Regions from separate parts of the Homo sapiens genome. Here region 1 is linked to region 2. A link is an interaction called in ENCODE POLR2A ChIA-PET data of the cell type or tissue named here. Cell type or tissue: IMR-90. All regions are shown on one strand. Links, peaks and the distances in the headings refer to the core of each region. The heading gives the core; the rest is flanking DNA. Region 1 overlaps NOA1 (nitric oxide associated 1). Region 2 overlaps POLR2B (RNA polymerase II subunit B).

What was found. Peaks named below come from ENCODE experiments on the same cell type or tissue, not always from the same donor. Only the 100,000 strongest peaks of a DNase experiment are listed, where the experiment ranks them.
Region 1: POLR2A ChIA-PET joins it to region 2 with 5 read pairs; 13 of 35 experiments call an interaction of 5 or more read pairs at or near these places.

What each region holds. Positions count from the first base shown.
Region 1 is chr4:56,957,221-56,969,118 of GRCh38, forward strand. It overlaps NOA1 (nitric oxide associated 1), which reads right to left. Exons shown (of 7, transcript NM_032313.4): 4 at 11,164-11,295; 5 at 9,400-9,516; 6 at 7,186-7,306; 7 at 6,130-6,441. The coding sequence ends at 6,230. Among named protein-coding and RNA genes, the nearest start is that of NOA1, 14 kb to the right of the region's middle. RefSeq lists a silencer at 8,031-8,133. In IMR-90, for the core only: no CTCF peak of the experiment used is centred there; no DNase peak of the experiment used is centred there.
Region 2 is chr4:57,016,872-57,028,769 of GRCh38, forward strand. POLR2B (RNA polymerase II subunit B) reads left to right here. Exons shown (of 25, transcript NM_000938.3): 15 at 172-370; 16 at 689-857; 17 at 4,028-4,124; 18 at 5,281-5,375; 19 at 6,459-6,709; 20 at 6,791-6,880; 21 at 7,134-7,241; 22 at 8,015-8,128; 23 at 8,506-8,666. Among named protein-coding and RNA genes, the nearest start is that of POLR2B, 44 kb to the left of the region's middle. RefSeq lists a silencer at 5,212-5,506. In IMR-90, for the core only: no CTCF peak of the experiment used is centred there; a DNase peak (open chromatin) is centred at 6,440; H3K27ac peaks cover 400 bases.

The DNA of each region.
Region 1 (11,898 bases), core at 4,168-8,167, 60 kb before region 2:
ACTGAAAGGTTAGAAAGGATCTTGGCAGTCTTTCACTTCCATATATTTCACTTCCAATATCACCTGACACATGATGATGTATTCTCTAACGTGTCTGCTTGTTTTGTGTATGTGTGACCTCAGTTTTTTCCAATTTACCACAGCTACCAGGTAGAGGTACTGACGGTGTCTGTGATTAAGCATCATACTATTACAGCATCTACCAATAAGAATATTAAGACCAAATAAATTCTCCCACTAGATTGACTACACAGTAGGTAAATTCGGAGAATTATTTGCGAAGCCAAAAGCAGCTTTTGAAAGCAGGAACCTGGGAATCCAAGCAGTGGGTGTTTTGAGGATGATCCAGATACACTTAGGAGTATTCAGATCATGAAACTCCATGACATGAAGGGAAAAGGTGAGGCATCACTGCAATATGATGTTAAAATAGTAATCTTGGCCTGGTGTGGTGGCTCACACCTGTAATCCCAGCACTTTGGGAGGCTGAGGTGGGAGGATTGGTGAAGCTAGGAGTTTGAGACCAGCCTGGGCAACAAAGTGAGACCCTGTCTCTACAAAAATAAAAAATTTAGCTGGGTGTGGTGGCACCTGCCTATAGTTCCAGCTACTCGGGTGGCTGAGGCGGGAGTATCACTTGAGCCCAGGAGGTCAAGGCTGCGTTGAGCTGTGATTACACCACTACACTCCAGCCTGGGCAGCCGAGTGAGACCCTGTCTCTGAAAAAATAAAACAACAACAACAAAACAAAAAACAAAAAAACCTATCTTGAACCATTCCCCTCTCACGACAAGGTCTTAATGGGGGCAGATAATATGACAGAGAGACATTCAGAGCAGGCAGAGGTGTCATCGATTTGATTCACGAGTCTGAAATCTTGTTTTTAATGTTTAAGCATTACTCTTTGACAATTGAGAGAAAACAATCCCCCTGGGAGGAGGAAAGTGGCCAAAAGAAAATGGAACAGCTGAGAAAGAATGGAAATGATTCTAATGCTCCACGACACAGAGCCAAGTGGGAGGGAAGCCAGGGTAAATGATCCGAGCCCGTCTATGAAACAGCCCGCCTCAGCTTGCGCGCTGGGTGCTTACTCAGTGAAGCAATAACAACTCTGTCATGGCTGACACAGCTGGAGCTCCTCCATGTTAGTCAGCTGCAGGAAACCAGCCTATGTCCATTGTGCAAGAAGAGTCTGAACACTAGAGACACAGGCACACAAGATTGCATCTCTACTCCGCTTCTCCTTGGTTGTTATGGGAAGTGAGTGTCTCAAGTTAAATAAACTAGACTCTGGGGAACTATACAGTAAAGACTTAGTGATCGGCACAGCTTGGCATTTATGGTGATTAAAGATACAAAACATATTACAACTTTAATTTGTCTTAGTAACTTTGAAGAAGATGTTGTTATTTTAGTTTAATTAGAGGGGGGAAAAGCAGAGGGATTACGTGTAACTTTTTAAAATAAAACTTTGAACCTAATATCACATAAAAGTCAAAAAGTACTTTGATGGAATTTATTTTACTTCTTTTGGGTGTCATGAATACAAAAGAGGTGACATGCTCAACACCACAGTGCTGCAGAGCCAGGTAAACAATCTAGAATAAACTTGCTTCATTGTTTTCTAGCAACCCCTAACCACCTCTGTGATCTGTGGAAGTGAGGAGTTGGTACTTTGCCCTTAATTTCTCCTCCCGTTCCTGGCCAGAAGAGCCCACTAATTCTTGTACCCTGTCATAGTGTAAGTGACTACTGATTCAAAAGATGTCGTTATATTCAGATTAATGGATAAAGAAGTACAGTCATGTATCGCATAATGACTTCTTGGTCAGCAATGGGCCACATATACAGCCGTAGTCTGGTAAAATTATAATGGAGTCAGAAAATACCTATTGCCTAATGATTTGTGTTACAATTGCCTACAGAATTCAGTACAGCAACATGTTGTACAGGTTTGTAGCCTAGGAGCCATAGGCTATACCATACAGCCTAGGTGTAGAGTAGGCTATACCATCTAGGTTTGTGTAAATACACTTTATGATGTTTGTCCAAAGATGAAATTGCCTAACGATGCATTTCTTAGAACACATCCCTGTTGCTAAGCAATGCACTACTGCACCAATACAGTAATGGAACTTTCTTAAAGGAAAATCTACTAGGAAACACTTGATCCTAGCAGTGATCCTAGGCTGCATTAAATTGGAGGCACAATATGGAATAAATTAATACCAGATCCCAGTAGAAGTCCTCAACTAATTCTAGGCATAGAGCATCTTTCTCACTCTTTTTGCTGGCTTTCTTTCCTGCTTTTTTTTTTTTTGAGATGGAGTCTTGCTCTGTCACCCAGGCTGGAGTGCAGTGGTGCAATCATGGCTTACTGCAGCCTCAACCTCCCAGGCTCAAGGGATCTTCCCACCTCAGCCTCCTGAATAGCTGAGACTACAGGTGGGTGTCACCATGCCCAGCTAAATTAAATTTTTTTTTTTGTAGAGACAGGGTCTTAACTATGTTGCCAGGGCTGGTCTTGAATGCCTGGCTTCAAGGGATCCTCCTGCCTTGGCCTCCCAAAGTGTTTGGATTATGGGTGTGAGCCCTGTTTTCTGAAATACATTTTCTTAAGTTGTCAGGGTGATAGTAGTCAGTTTTTAGATTGTTTCTCCACAAAGGCCCAGTTCACCCTTTGCTGGCTTTCTTTCCTGCCTGTTTTTTGTTTTAATTCTACCTAAATATCCTGGCCTAAGCTCTGAACTGTGAACTCCTGTTTTCAACCATAGGTAGAAATATAATGACCATAATTTTTTTTTTTTTTTTTGAGATGGAGTTTTGCTCTTGTGCCCAGGCTGGAGTGCAATGGCACGGTCTTAGCTCATCGCAACCTCTGCCTCCCGGGTTCAAGCGATTCTCCTGCCTCAGCCTCCCAAGTAGCTGGGATTACAGGCATGTGCCACCACACCTGGCTAATTTTGTATTTTTTTTTTAGTAGAGATGGGGTTTCTCCATGTTGGTCAGGCTGCTCTCGAACTCCCGACCTCAGGTGATCCACCCACCTTGGCCTCCCAAAGTGTTGGATTACAGGTGTGAGCCACCGCACCCAGACACAATTTTAACTTATAAAATAAATGGTATTTCATTCCCTCCAAAATAAAAACTAGAAATCAACTGCCAATCAATTTTCTCCATTTGGGAAGCTGCCGCCCTCTAGAGGTAATATGATGTTGGGGGCACTTTCCAGTTGTCACCAGGACTGACAGCAGAGGGAGTTGCTACTGCATTTAGTGTCTGGGATGAGAGATACCAGACATAATGAAATGCAGTTTTTTTGTTTTTTTTTGAGACGGAGTCTTGCTCTGTTGCCCAGGCTGGACTGCAGTGGCGCGATCTTGGCTCACTGCAGCTTCCGCCTACCAGGTTCCAGGGATTTTCCTGCCCCAGTCTCCGGAGTAGCTGGGACTACAGGCACGCGCCAGCGCAGTCAGCTAATTTTTGTATTTTTAGTAGAGACGGGGTTTCACCTTGTTGGCCAGGATGGTCTCAATCTCCTGATCTCATGATCCGCCCGCCTCGGTCTTCCAAAGTGCTGGGATTACAGGCGTGAGCCACCGCGCCCGGCTGAAATGCAGTTTTATATATAAAGAAAGAACCACCTTGCCCAAGATACCAGTAGTACTCACTTTGAAACACTATGAAAGGTCTACAACAAGTTGCATCATCTTAAAAAATTCTCCATTATATTTAATCTAAGAGGACTTAGAAGAGGACTGAGGAGTGGGGAGAAGACAGGAGAGTGTGAAATACATGGGGGCTCCCATATGTTGGGACAGAACATGGTCCTCTCAGGAATTTCATGGCTCTAACTGCGTTTCAGCCTAGCTTATCTTACCAGCATTTATTTCAACATTAGGATCTGGGACTTGACTTGCCAATTCTTCATGACACAGCTGTGGTACTACTTACTCAGCTAGGAATAACAAAAGGTGTAGACTTTTTCTTTTTTCCTTTTTTCAGACAGGGTCTCGCTCTGTTGCCCAGGCTGGAGTGCAGTAATGTGATCATAGCTCACTGCAGCCTCCATATCCCAGGCTCAAGTGATCCTCCTGACTCAGCCTCTCCAGTAGCTGAGATTACAGGCACACAGCGCCACACCTGGCTAATTTTTTTGGGTTTTAGTAGAGATGAGGTCTTGCTGTGTTGCCCAGGCTGGTCTTGAACTCCTAAACTCAAGCAATCCTCCTGCCTTGGCATCCCAAAATGTTGGGATTACAGGCATGAGCCACTGCTCCTGGCCAATAAAGACTTCTGATTGATGTAATGTTATTCAGTCATATAAAGATGAAATGTAAATAAAATGGTTAAAGTGTCCTCTCAGTTGCAGAATAGACCTCAGTTGCTAGAAATACATAGCTTTTTAAAAATCTTTATTTATTTAGTTTTTTTGGGATGAAGTTTTGCTCTTGTTGCCCAGGCTGGAGTGCAGTGGTGTGATCTCGGCTCACTGCAACTTCCTTCTCCTGGGTTCGTGCAATTCTCCTGCCTCAGCCTCCCGAGTAGCTGGGATTACAGGTGCCCACCACGCCTGGCTAATTTTTGTGTTTTTAGTAGAGATGGGGTTTCACCATGTTGTCCAGGCTAGTCTCTAACTCCTGACCTCAGGTGATCCACTTGCCTTGGCCTCCCAGAGTGCTGGGATTACAGGCGTTGAGCCACTGTGTCCAGCCGACAATTCATTTTTATTAAAAAAAATAATAGAGATGGGGTCTCACTATGTTGACCAGGCTGATCTTGAACTCCTGGCCTCAAGCGATTCTCCTGCCTTGGCTTCCCAAAGTGCTGGGATTACAGGTGTGAGCCACTACATCTGGCCTTGAATCCTTTTTTATCTAAGATTTTCAGGCATTGTCAAATTGTGTAAGGTAAATTTCTACTTGTTCTCTAGTATCCATTCTCCCCATTTTTCCTTAATAAAAACCCCAAATGGTTCCCATTTCCTCCTCCATTTCCCAGCTTCCTTATGGGTGGGTGTGGCCATGTGACTTGACCTGTGGACTATGTAAACTGATGTGTGCAACATCCAGCTTTTCTTCCCTTCTTTTAAATAGGGAAGTTGCTTGCTCTCCATACTTTCCCCCTTTTTACCCTTGCTGGAAAAGGATGACAACTTGGGCAGCCACCTTAGACCTACAGATGGCCATGGAATGTTCCACCAGCTGGATCCTTGGAGCAGAGCCACCTACTCACTTCTATCTTATTTAAGCCAATGAATTTTGGAGAAATTAATTTTCCTGCCATTTTTTCATATACTGACTGCTAACTCCAAATAAGAGAAATGACATCTGGTCTCAATATAAAAAACAGTAGTGAGGCGGGGCATGGTGGCTCACACTTGTAATCCCAGAACTTTAGGAGACCGAGGTGGGTGGACAACATGGTGAGAACTTGTCTCTACTAAAAATACAAAAATTAGCCAGGGGTGGTGGTGCATACCTGTTATCCTAGCTACTCAGGAAGCTGAGGCATGAGAATTGCTTGAATCCAGGAGGTGGAATTTGCAGTGAGCCGAGATTGCACCACTGTACTTCAGCCTGGGTGACAGAGCAAGACCCTGTCTCAAAAAAAAAAAAAAAAAAAAAAAAAGAAACAACAGTAGTGGGAGAAACTTGAATATAGCAGGCTTCCAATTTTATATATATGTGGGTCACAGATACATACCATATACATACTATACAAAAAAAAAAACTTTTTATAAGCTGAATACATTATGAACATAAGTCTTGAATAGTTTAAAAAAGTTAACTGTTAAGAGCTTTGAAAAGGGTGAGGCTGGCCGCGGCGGCTCACGCCTGTATTCCCAGCACTTTGGGAGGCTGAGGCGGATGGATCACCTGAGGTCAGGAGTTCGAGACCAGCCTGGCCAACATGGTGAAACCCCATCTCTACTAAAAATACAAAACTTAGCTGGGCATAGTGGCGCATGCCTGTAATCCCAGCTACTGGGGGGCTGAGGCAGGAGGATTGCTTGAACCTGGGAGGTAGAGGTTACAGTGAGCCAAGATCGTGCCACTGCACTCCAACCTGGGCAACAGAGCAGGGCTCAGTCTCAGAAAAAAAAAAAAAGAAAAAAGAAAAAAAGGGTAAGAATGGGAGCTTTATTTATGCGTTATATGTTTAATACAAATTCAATGTATTTTGTTGTGTTCAATACAGTTAATATCTGGAGTGAACAAGGTCGGTCTCATACATTTATCTTTCCTTTCTTCTTCCTCACGTTGTACATAAGGGAAGGAGGCTTCTTGGTTTTATAGGCCACACTTTTCTTGATGCGCTGTCCTTTGATGTTAACAATATATGGCAAGAGAGGGGGCCGGACGGTCAAAACTGTTCCTTCAGGTGTATAGCCTCGGAGATGCAGTCTGTCCTTAAAATTAGGTGTTACTGAAACCCAACCTATGCAGGCATGTGACACAACACAAAAGGCTGTTAGCAATCATCTTATTAAAAATACCAAACCAAAGCTGAAAATGGACTATCAGAGAACGCTGTCACTCTCTTTCACTCTCTTATTATTTTATTATTTTTTAAGAAACTGCGTCTTGCTATGTTACCCAGGCTGAACTCAAGTTCCTGGGCTCAAGCGATCGTACTGCCTCGGCGTCCCGAGAAGCTGGGGGCACAGGTGGACACACCTTAGTTTTAAAAAAGCATACAATGCGTTTGTGCAAAGTACAAATTTATTTTCAGAATAGGTTGTATTTTATGAATAAACTAGTATGTACACCTTAAAATAATCAGCTTTCATCAGTTAAGGCACTTTTCTATAAAAAAAATTGTCGGTAAGGCTGCTTTATTCACTTTTTGTTTTTTTTTTTTGAGATGGAGTTTGGCTCTTGTTGCCCAGGCTGGAGTGCAATGGCATGATCTAGGCTCACCGCAACCTCCGCCTCCTGGGTTCAAGCGATTCTCCTGCCTCAGCCTCCCGAGTAGCTGGAATTACAGGCATGCGCCACCATGCCCGGCTAATTTTGTACTTTTAGTAGAGACGGGGTTTCTCCATGTTGGTCAGGTTGGTCTCAAACTCCCGACCTCAGGTGATCCGCCCACCTCGGCCTCACAAAGTGCTGGGATTACAGGTGTGAGCCACCGTGCCTGCCCTTTTATTCACTTTTTAAAAAGTGCTTGGCATAAAATTACCTGCAGAGGAAAACTTGATGTCGGCCACTGCTTCAGATGCCCCCAGTCCTTCTTTTAACATAATGTCTTCAGCAACAAGAGGAGGAAATCCTGCCATTCGTTCTTTTCCACCCATTGGAATCTTCCAATGAAATAAAGATATTTACAAGTTCAAATTAAATTTCTTGGAACTCTAACATTAAGCAAATCACTGATAAGATAATTCTGTACAGGGATCAAGAATAAAATCCTTTCAAATATTCAACTGTTGAAAAGAACTTGCAATCACTTCTGGGGTCAAATGAAAAGCAAGGGAACTCTGTGATGGGATGAAGCTTACAAATCTCAGGGCTCTGGGCCACACATTGGGCAAGCACCTGGCAGAAGCCTCTGGACAGGAGAATTGTGCTTCACTGACACTGTTTTTAGAATCCTCCACAGGGCCTCACATAGATTAATGTTGGGCAATTAAGGCACGGTCCTTCTAAGTACCTTAGTTCTTATAGGTGTGGCCATCAGGATTAATGCCTGGTCTTTATGAGTTAAGGGTCCATATATAATGGATAAGATTTAGCTTTTATGTTTACAGGTGTTTCCACGATTAGAAGTAATTGAGTAATTTTTTTTTTTTTGAGATGGAGTTTTGCTCTTGCTGCCCAAGCTGGAGTGTAATGGCACGATATCAGCTCACTGCAACCTCCGCCTCCAAGGCTCAAGTGATTCTCTTGTCTCAGCCTCCCGAGTAACTGGGATTACAGGCGCGCACCACCATACCAGGCCAATTTTTTTGTATTTTTAGTAGAAACAGGGTTTCACCATGTTAGCCAGGCTGGTCTCAAACTCCTGACCTCAAGGTGATCTGCCCACCTCGGCCTCCCAAAGTGCTGGGATTACAGGTGTGAGCCACTGCGCTTGGCTGTAACTGGGTAATTTATTCATCTATTCATTAGCAAATCTCTCCTGTGTTTAGCACTAAGAACACAAAGATAGATTTTGCAGTATGGTTTCTGCCCCCAAGGAAATCAAAGGGGTAGATAATATGTAAGCTAATACAAGGTCAGAAATGTAATGTGAGGCATCTATAAGTACTATGGTTGTGAAGGAAGGAGTAATGAATGTGTTCAGTCAAGGAAAACATTAGTAAAGAAGCTATATATATATAACAAAAACAAGCAATATATGAGCAATATTTTGAGAAATGAGTCAAAGTTATTTGGTGGAAAGATATTTTCGGTCGCCACAGGTACAGATAAAAACTGGAAAAAGGATGATGAGTTCGGGGAACTATAGCTTAATTGTCCAAAGTATGGTGTGTGTGTGTGTGTGTGTGTGTGTGTGTGTGTATTGGTGATGAGGCTGTCAGGAGTTTATACAACTTTTTGCAACAATGTCACTATTGGGCACTCAAAATGTGGCTGGTGACACTAAGCAACCATATTTTAAATTTTCCCTTTTTTTTTTTTTTTTTTAGAGACAGGGTTTCACTCTGTCACCCAGGCTAGAGTGCAGTGGCATAATCATGGCTCACCACAGCCTCATACTCCTGGGCTCAAGTGGTCCTCCTGCCTTAACCTCTCGAGGAGCTGGGATTACAGGTGCATGCCACCATACCTGGCTAACTTGAGCAAATTTTCTTTTTTTTTTTTTTTTTTTTTTGAGATGGAGTCTCTGTTGCCCAGGCTGGAGTGCAGTAGCGCAGTAGCGCGATCTTGGCTCACTGCAACCTCTGCCGCTCTGGTTCAAGTGATTCTCCTGCCTCAGCCTTCTGAGTGGCTGGGATTACAGGCACCCATCACCACGCCTGGCTAATTTTTGTATTTTTAGTAGAGATGGGGTTTCACCATCTTGGCCAGGCTGGTCTTGAACTCCTGACCTTGTGATCCATCTGCCTTGGCCTCCCAAAGTGCTGGGATTATAGGCGTGAGCCACCACACCTGGCCACTGAGCAAATTTTAATTGTCACTAATATATTTAAACTTAGCCACATGTGGGCTAATGGCTACCAAATTGGACAGTGTAGTCTAGAGAAAAAAATAGCTGTGTGGCTATTCTAGGATCAGTCTATATAGAGCAATTTTGCTTTATAGCCAGAATTCTCAAAGAGAATGAGGTGAGGGAAAGCTAGCTCAAGATATTGTATAACAGTTCTGTACAACAAAGGCTTTCTTAACAGAGCTATGGGACCATCCCAGTGTATACTAACCATAACCATGCAATCAAGGCATGTTGCCTTACCTGGAGTAACGTATGACCTGCATGCTTCTGATACAGAGCGTCTGCCCTGTCCAAGGAGGTGATATGCACAGGGAGGATGTTGGAAGCCACGACTGTAAACCAAGCTGACTGATTTCCCTTAAGAAAGGAAGAAGTTATCTGACCTGGTGAAAAACTTGGAAAACCTGCATATTCAAGGTACAATCAACTAAAAAAAAAACAAACCAAAAAACAAAAACCCAATCAGACTCCCTTTATAAGTACTGGTATGGCAGTAGCTGTAAATCAAATTATTACTAAGAACAGGGGCACAATACTGAAGCAGTGCATTTCAGCAATTCATGTGAAACTATGACTTCTTTGACAGACCCAATACTATTTTTGAAAAAAGTCTATTATTAAAAATTAAAAGGAAATACTATCTGCTTTAATTGTCTCTGTGTAAAGTTAGGTTTAAAATATTAACATTTTATGTGTTCTGATGAAATATATAAGGGTGCAAGCCTGGTGTGGTGGCTCATGCCTATAATCCCAGCATTTTGGAAGGCCGAGGTGGGTGAATCCCTTGAGCTCAAGTTTGAGACCAGCCTGGGAAACATGGCAAAACCCTGTCTCTATAAAAAATACAAAAATTAGCTGGGTGTGGTGATGTGTGCCTGTAGTCCCGACTACTTGCGGGGCTGGGGTGGGATGATCATTGGAGCCCAGGAGGTTGAGGCCACAGTGAGCCGTGACTGTACCACTGCACTCCAGTCTGGGCAACAGAGAGAGATGCTGTTTCAAAAAAAAAAAACAAAAAAACAAAAAAACAAAAAACCAACCCCAAAAGCAAAAAACCAACAACCTCCCAAAACGAAATATATAAGGGTTCTAAGTGTGTAAGGCAAAATTTCTAACAAAGTATGAGCAAACACAAAACCCAAGAAATGTGCTATAGTAATGGCACACAGTTGTATTGTGTTGTTGGACATATCCATATCCATGTTTCATTTTCCTTTTTCTCTTCACTTTAGCAAAATGGAGAGCAATTCTATAGACACTCCAAAATCCCTAGATGCTATATAAACGAATACCAAACAAAAACGTGTATGCATAAAAACACACATATCATGGTATACAAAGTGTGGAATTAATTTAACGCCTATAACCCTGTACCTAAAGGTTTGACTTTATCCCATAGGTTTGACTCTATCCCATAGAATAGGGATAGTATCTTGTCTTAAATGCCAAGCTGTGTAGGGTACTCAATTGAAAACGTAAGTTTTCAAGACCTAGCACTTTTTTGGGGGGATGAGGGAGTAGGGCATTTCTTTTCCCCAAGTTTTTTTTTTTTTTTTGATATGGAGTCTCGCCCCATCACCCAGGCTGGAGTGCAGTGGTGCAATTTCAGCTCACTGCAGCCTCCGCCTCCCAGGTTTAAGTGATCTTCCTGCCTCAGCCTCTCTAGTAGCTGGGATTACAAGTGTGTGCCACCACGCCCAGCTAATTTTTGTATTTTTAGTAGAGATGGGGTTTCACCACGTTGACCAGGCGGGTCTTGATCTCCTGGCCTCAAGTGATCAGCCTGCCTCAGCCTCCCACAGTGCTGGAATTACAGGTGTGAGCCACTGTGCCCAGCCATCCCCAAGTTTTTATTACAGAAATTTTTAAACATAAAAACAAATTAAACCCAATACAATCATGGCTTAGTTATCAACATTTTGTCAGTCGTGTTCATACATCTGCTTCCTTAAAGTGAATCCCAATATTTTAAAATCATTTTTTAATAGTACAGACTTTTCTTACCTGCAGGAAATCTATGCGGCCTATAGCACCCAAAAACAGAACCATTCCTGGTTTAAGCACAAAAGTTCTTGGAACAATGGACTGTGTTGGCAAAACAATATTTACTTCTTTTTCTGTTAGAAGATTTAAAATCTGTGAAGCAAATGGCAGATTTTTAAGAAAATACTTTTATTGAAAATATGATATATTATGATTTACCCGTAAAATAAAAAGTGATGAAAAATATGCCAGACTTCAAAATAAACCAAATTATGTCAGAGTTTGCTATGCATCAAATTTATATAGATTCTTCCTGTCTAAATTAATTTCAATCTGATGGCTCTACCCTTGTTTTACAACTTAATCTACAGTAATGGCAAAATAACTTTATAGGTGTATGAGACTTTCCTATGTCAGCAGCATTCCCTAAATGTCAAAATTAATGTGAACCTGAAAACATGTTGATTCAATACCAAGATAGAAAATATATGCTCTCCTTATCAAGGCTTGTGGGCAGTAGCAATTTCCGCTTAAAGTAATGGTATACGTGACCTTATGTCCTAGTGGTAAGTATGCATGCATTAAATGCAAAATGGTCACCCCATTCTAGGAGCAAGTAAAGTGGCTGAAGAACCTCTTTCTAAATTCTGGTCTTCAATTTCCTTATTTCTCCCAAATATTCAGCAGAGAATGAGAAAAAGTTATAAATCCCCTATGCTTATAACACAGAGGATTTATAATTTATCCCTATGATTT
Region 2 (11,898 bases), core at 4,607-8,606:
ATGTTGGTCAGTTATATATAATATTAAACTATATATATATATAAATATATATGTATATTTAATATATAATATTAAACTTATTTAAATATAAATATAGGAATACTTTTAAGTAGGAGGAATAGTTAGTTAAAATACTTGAGGAAGTAGAAAATTGAGTGAATTCTTTTTTAGTTGGCAGGATCTTGTGGCCAGTGGGGTAGTGGAGTATATTGATACCCTGGAAGAAGAAACAGTGATGCTTGCAATGACTCCAGATGATTTACAGGAGAAAGAAGTAGCTTATTGTTCCACATATACACACTGTGAGATTCATCCCTCAATGATCCTTGGTGTCTGTGCATCTATTATTCCCTTTCCTGATCATAACCAGGTTGGTATCACTTTTTGTCTTCTGGTGTGAGGAATTGGGAGAAGTAATAAAAATTGAAAGTAACTCTGTAGTCTTATCTGGAGGGAAAAAGCCTTTTAATGAAAAGGCTATTAACTCCTACGGAATCAGTATTTGATATAATTGCTGTTGTGTTTCATGGTTAAGAGCCGTAATTGATTATTCCAAATGGTTATTACTTACTGTTTTTGAAAAAAATCAGGAGTTTTACCAATCATATTTCTTTTGATTTATTGTCAGAGTCTTTTCCATTAGTGATAGTAACTTTTTGTTGTTTCTGCTTTTCATTTTTACGTTTAGTCCCCTAGAAACACATACCAGTCTGCTATGGGTAAGCAGGCTATGGGAGTTTACATCACCAACTTCCATGTTCGCATGGACACATTGGCCCATGTTCTCTATTATCCTCAAAAGCCACTTGTGACTACACGGTCTATGGAATATCTACGATTTAGAGAGCTGCCAGCAGGTATGGTCAGTTTTGCTCTACGTTATTTAAGATCCTTCTGTGCTTAAGGCACTTTTCTGGGTGCTTGGGAGGATTAAAAAATAAATATGACATAGTGCCTGTTCTCACGGAATTTATAATATGGTGGGAAACATGAACATAATAAAAAGGTAGGTATGTGGAAAGTGTTTTGGTGGAGGTACAAAGTCCTTTGGAAGCACAGACTGATGGAAGCAATTAATTCCTGTTGGAAGTCTAGATCCAGTTTCATGGAGAAGGTGGCATTTTAGATTGGAGCAAAATTGATGAAGGGGTATTTGCATTTGAGAGGTGGTTTAAGCAAGGGCCCAGATGGACGAAGACATGCAAAATGTACGGTACAGTTAGTCATGTCAGCTTAGTGGGAGTGGAGTGTAAATATATGGAAGTGAAAGCTTGGTCTCAGTGTGGAGAGAGCTTGAACAGGTTGAATTTTATTTTGAAAATGGAGACCCATCCAACCTTTTGGATCAGGGAAGTAATACAATTAGAAATTTGTTTTAGGAATACCATTCTGACAGCGGCATAAAGAGTAGATTACAATCAGGTACTGTATTAACAGGGAGCTAATTTAGGGGTTTTTGCAGTAGTATAAATGTGAAATGGCAAGGTCCTAAAGAAATGAAAAAGAATGATGGGTAAGATACCTTTTGAAATACACTTGATAGGACTTGATGACTGGTTGAGTGTGGAGCAATGAAGAGAGGAATTGGAAATACTGTTGGTGTTTGTGGCTTGGGTGATTAAAGAGAGGTGCTTTGAATAGGTTGGGGGAAAAATAAGATTGGGAACATGTTAGAAGGGGAAAGAGGTTTTAGAGGTAAGACAATAATTTTGTTTTGGATATGTTGATTTAGTGTCTTAGTGTCAGAACACTAAGACGTGAACTTCCAACAGTGAGTTGCAAACATGATTTGAAAGACGGTCAAGTCTAGAGATGTAAAATTTTTAATTTATTAATGATAATTATAGATTACTATGAAATTGCCTAAGGAGAATTTAGAATGAGAAAAAGGCCAGAGGCAGACAATTTTAGACACCAGGAAGAGAAATTAAGAGAGAAGATTTGAGAAGTAGCTGATAAGGAGGGGAATTCCAGGTTTGTAGGAGATTCTCAGGGAGACTGGATGGTGGGTAAAATGGTGAAGAGAAATCTGAAGGGTATGAGTGTTGACTATTAAAGGAGACAGTAGAGTTCTTTGGCACTGTTATCTTTTGTATTAACAGACTTTTGGCTTTGAATGTGGGTAACATTTGTTATTTGTTAGTAAAGTTTATCTTTAGTGTATTGTAATGGGGCTCTACCATTTTGATAGCAAATTCTCATAGGTTAAAATTACTTATTTTCAAAATCCTCCACAAGGGGTTCCTCTTGTCTAGAAAAGCAAAATCTGTTAGGTTGTCTACACAGTATGCATGTATCTTTGGGCTGTGCTTGCAGTGCTGTGTTTTCTCCAACATTTAGATAATACAGTTTCTTTATGGCTAGAGAGGAAAATAAATATACAGAAGGACTAGGTTTGAAAGCAAATGTTCCTTTGGTACTGGTGTGAAGTGGAGAGTCATGGCTGGCAGGGACTGCAGTTCTGTTATTCCTGACTTCATCATGGCATCTTTATTTTGAAATTCTTTTTTTTTTTGTAGAGATAGGGTCTACTTTGTTGCCCAGGCTGGTCTCAAACTTCTGGGCTCAAGTGATTTTCCCACCTCAGCCTCCCAAAGTGCCGGGATTACAGATGTAAGCCACTACGGCCAGCCCATCGTACCATTTTTAAAAAAACTTTTAACATTTTACCACATTTGCTCTATTATTCTCTCCCTTTTTATTTCTCCTCCTGAACCACATGAGAGTAAGTTGCAGGCATGAAGCCATATCATTCTTTAATTCTTCAGTATGTGTTTCCTAAGAACAAGGACATTCTCTGCAGTGTAGCCATCAAAATCAGGGTAACATTGATATCCATATAGTCAGCAGTCCTCAATTCAAATTTTGCCAGTTGTCCTAATGATGTCTTTTTTTTTTTTTTTTTTTTTTGAGAAAGCAACTGTTATTGTATTCAAACCTAACGATGTCTTTAATGGGTCTAGGAGCTAATCCAGGATTGTGCATTGCATTTAATTGCATGGTTCTTTAGTTTCCTTAATCTAGAACAGTTTCTCAGTCTTTCCTTGTCTTTCATGACCTTGACATTTGTGAAGAGTTCAGGAAAGTTATTTTTGCATTGTGTCTCAATTTAGGTTTGACTATTGTTTCCTCATGATGATATCCAGGTTATGAATATCAAGTTATTTTATTTTATTTTTTTGAGACGGATTCTCGCTCTGCCACCAGGCTGGAGTGCAGTGGCACGATCTTGGTTCGCTGCAACCTCTGCCTCCTGGGTTTAAGCGATTCTTCTGTCTCAGCCTCCTGAGTAGCTGGGACTGCAGGCGCGTGCCACCACGCCCAGCTAGTTTTTGTATTTTTATTAGAGGTGGGGTTTCACCATGTTGGCCAGGATGGTCTCAATCGCTTGACCTTGTGATCCACCTGCCTCGGCCTCCCAAAGTGCTGGGATTACAGGCGTGAGCCACCATGCCCGACCTAAATATCAAGTTATTTTATGGGCTCATCAAACAAAGTGTTTTGGCAGCAGCAACTAAGAATTTCATTGTGGTGGGAAAGATATGATATTTTCTTGGTGGCAGAAGGAGAGGGGAATGGGGTAGTATCAGTTTCAAACCTAAAAGCTGGGGCTTGAGTCTATTGCTTATTAATTTTGGGATCATGGGTAGATTATTAATTCACTCCTCTGATTCATGAGAATAATAATGCTTATCTTGTTTATGGCACAGAGTTGCTGTGAGGATCAGGAAACTTGGTTTGGGGAGGCACTTCCTAAGTAGGAGGTGACTCATGTGTAATCACTTACTATAAGAATGGATACATTGGGAGTGACTAGTCCTAGGATTTGCTTGTGGGAGATATTTAGCCATCAGAGTAGTTGCCTCACAGATTGCTATTCCAGGAGGAATAGACTTTGGCAGTTACCATGATAACAAACACCCAAGCATTTATGGCAAATATGATGTAATTAAAGTTGATTTAAAGAAAGGGCAGTTTTTCTGTTTTCCAGGTGATGTTTTAATGTATGCTCTTAAATTCACTGCAGGCATCAACTCAATTGTGGCCATTGCATCATACACTGGATATAATCAGGAAGACTCTGTTATCATGAATCGTTCAGCTGTAGACCGCGGCTTCTTCAGGTTAGTATTTTGTAAATTTGTCAAAACACAGATACAGTGGAAACACTAATTTTTTATGCAAAAAAAGTTCTTAAAATACAGTTTAACTACGCCGCACTCCAGAAAGTGGAAGGACTGGTTGATGGTCACAAACAGCTGAAGATACTACTTGTATCTCTCAGGATTTTCAAATGCTAGTATTTTGAGCCTTTCTTTTGGTAAGGAAATATACAGTTGCATTTAGATAATATAGAAATGTCCAAAGAAGAAATAAAAATAACTTAGAATCCATAGATAACTATTGTTAAAATTATAGTGTGTTTTCTTTTCGCTCTTTTTTTCCATTATGTTTCAGTTTGATTGTCGACAAACAGACCTCAAATTCAAGGCATATAAAGATTGTTTTAAAAACTGGGAATTTAGTAGAGGGGATGGATTTTCCTTTGTCTGTGTAGTTTCAAAGGGTAGCACTAGAACTCAGAGGACAGATACTATGGCTTAATGTAAAAACTTTTTTTTTTTTTTTTTTTTTGAGACAGAGTCTTTCTGTTGCCAAGACTGGAATGCAGTGGTGCAATCTTGGCTCACTTGCAATCTCTGCCTCCCAGGTTTCAAGAGATTCTCCTACCTCAGCTTCCCAAGTACCTGGGATTACAGGCACGCACCACCATGCCAGAGTTTTTTTTTGTTGTTGTTTGGTATTTTTAGTAGAGACGGGGTTTCACCATGTTGGCCAGGCTGTCTCAAACTCCTGACTTCAGCTGATCCACCCATCTCGGCTTCCCAAAGTGCTAGGATTACAGGCGTGAGCCACCATGCTCAGCCAATGTTAAAACTTCTCACTGGAAGTGTTTGAGTAGAACCTAGGTGACCATCTTTCAGGGTTATTATGTAATGGATTCTTAAATGTGTCGGAGGTTGGATTCATTGACCCCTGGGTCTCTTCCATTTTGACATATAATACTAGGTGGTTAAGGTTATGGGTCAGATGCTACATATGTATAACTCATGTGATAACATTTAGAGTTTAACTCAGATCCTTAATGCAGTTACTCTTGTCCCAGATTCGTAGTTTAAATTGTCTCCCAAATTTCAAGTAAATGAGAAATTGTTGGTATAGTCTCAGCCCTTTTGTTAAAAGAAAATAGACTTTACCTTTAGAACCATGTGTTTTTAGGTCTGTTTTCTATCGCTCATACAAAGAACAGGAGTCTAAAAAAGGATTTGATCAAGAAGAAGTTTTTGAGAAGCCTACACGTGAAACATGCCAGGGTAAGTGACACTAACATTTAAATGATGGAATCCAAAGTTAACTTACTGTGGTTTTCCTAAGTGATTTTGATGGGTTGTGTCACCCTGTGCCTGCCCCTGTCCTCCTCTCCCTTTTTTTGTGCAATGAAAGTGTGTTTTCATGTTATTCTTAGAGTTCACATCTAAGAAAACATGTGTATTTGATAAAAGTCTTTGCACCTAGGAGTGAGCTTGCTATAGACCTTCCTTCCTGGTAGGTCCTGCATTGAGGAGGGAGTTTAGGAAATCAGAGAGGTCATGCAATTTCTGGGGACACACTTCACACCTGTCCCCCTTCCTTTCTAAATTATGGTGTGATCATAATATTTGTTCAGCCACATTGTTTGTAAACATTTAAAAAATAACCAGTGAGAAGAGGATACCTAGCATTTGTTGTTTCTTCTAGAAAACTCAAACTTACTTTCTAGTTATTTATTTTGACAGACACTTAAAACCTGCTTATGCAGTGGGATGGATGGGATGTTCCAGGGAAATGCAATATCTCTGCTACAGTGTTGACTCTGAATAGCATTGCATGAAGTAAAATGTATTTTGTTTCCTTTGCCATCTTCCTGTTACTCCCCTTCCATTGGGTGGCTCTGTGTAGTAGTGAATTGATGTCCAGTGGAGTTAAGATTGAGTTAAGATGAAATCCACAATTTCTGTGGGAGGATGTGTACAGAGGGCATCCATAGATACTCTCTTTTTAATTTAAAAAAATTTTTCTCCTGTACCCACTGATGGCAGAGATATTCTTTCTCTTGTAATATAGAAATCAGAAGATGACAAAAAACATATCCAAAGTCACTCGATAAATGTCTGTCATGGAAGAATCTGCTTTCCCAGTGCTGATTCCAATGTTCTTTTCCTTCATAGACTTTTTTTTTTGTTTTCTGTGTGGGCTGTAGTATTAGAGTTCAGAATAGTTTGTAATATTTGGAATAAGGGTGTGATTCATGGTATAGAGACTCCTGTGGCCTTCTCTCTGACTTGGAACTGATTCATGTATGTGGTTTTTAATCTTTGTTGGGGATTATGTGACATTCCGTGTCTATTTCCTCACAGGCATGAGGCATGCCATTTACGACAAGCTGGATGATGATGGTTTGATAGCTCCAGGGGTTCGTGTATCAGGAGATGATGTTATTATAGGCAAAACAGTCACCTTGCCTGAAAATGAAGATGAATTGGAGAGCACCAATAGACGCTATACCAAGAGAGACTGTAGCACTTTTCTCAGAACTAGCGAGACGGGCATTGTGGATCAGGTTATGGTAACTCTCAATCAGGAAGGATATAAATTTTGTAAAATAAGGGTGAGTACAACTTTGTTCATGTAGCTAGTTTTAGAAAGTAAACCAAATCCACTTAACTAACTTATTTTTATATGAATTTAGGTACGCTCTGTTAGGATTCCACAGATTGGAGACAAATTTGCTAGTCGACATGGTCAAAAGGGTACTTGTGGTATTCAGTATAGACAAGAGGTAGGTATCTTTGATCTCCCTCATGCCCAAACCAGTTTTGTTAAATATTTTTTTTTTAATCAAAATTTGCTTTAACTTAAGAGCTCAAAGATGATACAGGTTGAACTTTTTGATTTTATTGTTGAATAAGTATATGAACATACCATGTTTAAACAGAATTTGGGACATACAGTAATTCAGTTGGGAGAACTGAAATGTCAGTTCTAGTTTAGTATATGTATCTTTGAGTCCCTTTTAAAATTTTTCTTTGTAGGATATGCCTTTCACCTGTGAAGGTATCACCCCTGATATCATCATCAATCCCCATGCCATCCCCTCTCGTATGACTATTGGTCACTTAATTGAATGCCTTCAAGGGAAGGTAAGAGATGTTCTTCAAAAATATAGATTCTAAGCTGATGCTTCTTCTAAAACTCTGATAGGTGATTGCTCTCACATTTGAGCCAGGGTACTTTGTAAAAAGCTAGTGTGAGACTTACTTTTCTGCTTTCAAATTGCTTATGATTCTGCCATTTTTTTTGGCAATTTGCAAAGTTATGGACAAGTCAGAATTTTTGTGAGATATACTACATTCAACTAATACATATGTGATTTTCCTTTTGACTAGTTCTTTTCTGTAGATGAACAGTTAATTTGTTGATGGAGAGTTCAATGTGAACTTAATAATTTTATAGTTCTATTATCAGCTCTGCATACATCTTTTGGTGGAGGTTTTCTATTTTTAAGTATTCTTTTAAGGTAAAGTGGTAATAGTCTAACATATGGATGGCTTGGTTTTAGGGCATTAAAATGTCATTTTCCTTTGAGCCATCTGAAGTACTTAGGAGTCTCACTCTTTTTGTACCTGATCCCATGGATCGACTTCTATTTGAATACTTATAATTGAGTTTTTCTTTTTTAAGCAAGTTTATTTGTTCTAAATGTTTTGTGTAAGGTTATAAAATGAACCTTATATATCACAGCTTTCCATAACATAGATTTTGAGTTCAAAATCTTTGAATTTTAAAATACTTAAAATAATACTTTCAAATTTTAAAAGTATTTAAAAATTTTTTGAATGCATTTTTATTGATATGACTTTTAGGGGGAGACAGACTGAAGCAACATTTTAAAGAGTACTTTTTTTTTTAAAAGGTATCGGCTAACAAGGGTGAAATTGGTGATGCCACTCCATTTAATGATGCTGTTAACGTGCAGAAGATTTCTAATCTTTTATCTGATTATGGCTATCATCTCAGAGGAAATGAGGTATATTTGCTCTTATAGTAGTAATTTGCCACTTGTTTTTTTTTGTATGTGTGTAGTTTTATTCTGAAACAATGTAACCTTTTATTGAAGTATCATATGTGCACATATAGAAATGTACAGCTTGATGAATTTTCACAAAGTAAACACAGCTGCATGACTAACACCAAGATCTAAAAATGTGAAGGTAGCGACTGAACCTTTTTTAGTCGCTACCTTTCCACTCCCACCCCAAGCTAATTACTCTCTTAATTGCTAACATTATAGATTAGTTCTGTGCTTTAATTTTTATATAAATGGAGTAACACAATATATACACATATCTTCTTTGACGTTGTTTAATTTTTAGGTCTACACTTCAAAATCTGTGTTTGTTGCAGGTCCTGTACAATGGGTTCACTGGTCGAAAAATCACATCACAAATATTTATTGGCCCCACTTATTACCAGCGTTTGAAGCATATGGTGGATGATAAGATTCACTCTCGTGCTAGGGGACCTATTCAGATCCTCAATAGACAGCCCATGGAGGGTAGATCTCGGTAAGAACTGTATCATCATCATTATTATTAATTAACCTTATATTATGAAAAATGTCAACACACCAAAATGGAGATAGTGGTATAGTGAATGCCTGTGTGCCTGTTACCCCCATTTCAACAATTATCGACTGATGGCCAGTCTTGTTGCATTCATCTCTGTCCTTCTAACCTTTGATATTATCATCATGTTTTAAAGGCAGAGTCTCACTCTGTCACCCAGGCTGGAGTGCAGTGGCATGCCCACAGCTCCCTGCAGCCTTGAACTGGGCACAAGCAATCCTACCTTAGCCTCCCAAGTAGCTAAATTAATATTGTCTCTTAAGTCCTTTTTTGAATTTATTGGTTGTCCTCCAACCTTTTTTTTAACTACAGGCATGTGCCACTACACCTTTAAAAAAAAAATTTTTTTTTTGTAGAGGCTAGGCGCAATGGCTCATGTCTGCAATCCCAGCACTTTGGGAGGCCAAGACGGGTAGATCACCTGAGGTCAGGAGTCCAAGACCAGCCTGGTCAACATGGCAAAACACCGTCTCTACTAAAAATACAAAAAATTAGTCGGGCATGGTGGCACACACCTGTAATCCCAGCTACTCGGGAGGCTGAGGCATGAGAATCACTTGAACCTGGGAGGCGGAGGTTGCAGTGAGCCGAGATCACACCCCTGTGCTCCAGCCTGGGTGACAGAGTGAGACTTCATCTCAAAACAAAAAACAAAAAATTTTGTAGAGACGGGGGTCTCACTATGTTGCCCAGGCTGGACTTGAACTCATGGCCACAATCCTCTAGCCTCAGCCTTCCAAAGTGTTGGAATTACAGGCGTGAACCACTGCACCCAGCCCTCTTGATTATTTTTAAGCAAAGCCCAGACATCATATAATTTCTCCTATAAATTTTTCAGTGTATATCTTTAAAACAATGGTTCTCAAATGTCTTGATCCCGGGAACCCAAAATGCTTTTGTTTTATGTGAGTTGTATTTATTGATATTTATCATATTAGAAGTTAAAGCTGAGATTTTAAATTTATTGTTTTAAAAATGCTAATAAGCTCATTACGTGTTAACATAAATAACATGTTTTGGCTGGGCGTGGTGGCTCACACCTGTAATCCCAGCTACTCGGGAGCCTGAGGGAAGAATTGCTTGAACCCAGGAGGTGGAGGTTGCAGTGAGCCAAGATCGTGCCACTGCACTCCAGCCTGGGCGACAGAGTGAGACTCTGTCTCGATAACAAAACAAAACAAAACAAAAAACCATGTTTAATGAAAAATATATCTATTTTCCAGATGAATTTAGTGACAAGAATAACATTGGTTTACATTTTTGCGAATCTCTCTAATGACCTGGCTTAATAGAAACAGCTGGATTCTTACATCTACTTCTGCATTCATTCCATTGTAGTATTTTATTTTTTATATTTAAGTATATGAGGAAGTTCTAATTTCATGCAAATAAGTGGTTGGAAAGAGAGGAATATTTTGGCTTTTTTTTTGTGAGACAGTCTCACTCTGTCACCCAGGCTGGAGTGCAGTGGTGCGATCTCGGCTCACGGCAACCTCCGCCTCCCGGATTCAAGCAATTCTCGTGCCTCGGCCTCCCAAGTAGCTGGGATTACAGGTGTGCGCCACCAAGCCCAGCTAATTTTTGTATTTTTTGTAGAGCCAGGGTTTCACCATTTTGCCCAGGCTGGTCTCAAATGGTTGGCCTCAAGTGATCCGCCTGCCTTGGCCTTCCAAATTGCTGGGATTACAGGCAAGAGCCACCACGCCCAGCCCACCCCTTCCCTTTTTTTGAGACAGTTTCATCCCTGTTGCCTAGGCTGGAGTGTGGTGGCACAATCACAGCTCACTGCAGCCTCTACTTTCCAGGCTCAGGTGATCCTCCCATCTCAGCCTCAAGTAGCTGGGACTACAGGCATGCACCACCAAGCCCAGCTAATTTTTTATATTTTTTAGTAGAGACAGGGTTTTGCCATGTTTCCCAGCTGGTCTCAAACTCCTGAGCTTAAGTGATCCACCTGTCTGCCTTGGCCTCCCAAAGTGCTGGGATTACAGGCATGAGCCAAGGCGCCTGGCCTGTGGATATTTTTTTGATACTACACCAAAACGGTAAGTTGTAGTTTCTCAAAGGTTGGTTTTGATGTAGAAACTGAAACCATATGAATGAACCTTCTGTATTTATGTTTGAAGTTCATTGGTTTGTCTTGTACTTCAGATGTATCTTTTACACATGCATATTTTGTAGCATCCTAATTGGTCATTTGGAAAATATTGGTTTGCTGAGTTACGTAGATTTTCAAATGTTAACACACTTCATTATAATAAAAAAATTGCATTTGTTAATATGACTACTGATGTCATTAGAAAAGCCTTTAAATATATCAGGAAGCTATCAAGCCCATAGTGGTGCATAGAAGTTTCCTAAAATTCTGATTTTTGCTTGAAGCTCACAATTTTCATCATTTTCAACAAATACTTAAAATTATTTTCCTCAAAGACTTACTTTTTTCGTTTGCTTTCATTTCTTTTTGTTCATTTCTTTGTCTGCCAAATATCTACAACATCGTCAACTTAATTCTAAGTCTGAATTAACATCATGGGTGTTAACATGTTGATGAGTTAACATAGTTGGTGTCAGCTGGCTATTTGAGTAAAAAAGATACTCCATGTTAAAAGGGACTAGTTCAGAATCATGCAAGTGCTTTTGTTCAAGACAGTCATCTTCACTATGCAGTAGAAGTGCTTATGAAGTGTTCCATTTTATTTTACTTTATTTTTTATATAGAGACTGGGTCTTACTGTGTTGCTCTGGCTGGTCTTGAACTCCTGGGCTCAATCCAGCCTCTCACCTTGGCCTCCCAAAGTGCTGGGATTATAGGTGTGAGTCATCGTGCCTGGTTGAGGACTTTCATTTTTTTAAAAGTCACAGGATATGAAAGAGATGTATACTCAAGGGTTAAGGTTTAATAAAACTATTTATTTTCACTGCTTCATTAAGGACATTTTTAAGTAAAACTGGCTTTTCTCCCCTTCACTTGAATGGAGAATATGACTGCTAGTAATGTTTGGTTCTGCTACCCTGAGTTCTGCTAAGGTGTCAGCAGTTTTATTCATGTTTCCACCATCAGTGCAAATGTAAACACAGTGAAAGAAGCAAATATATGTTGTTAGTATTACTATTAAAAATAGCTTTGACTCTCAGGCGGTCCATGAACCACACTCTGAGAACCTCTGCT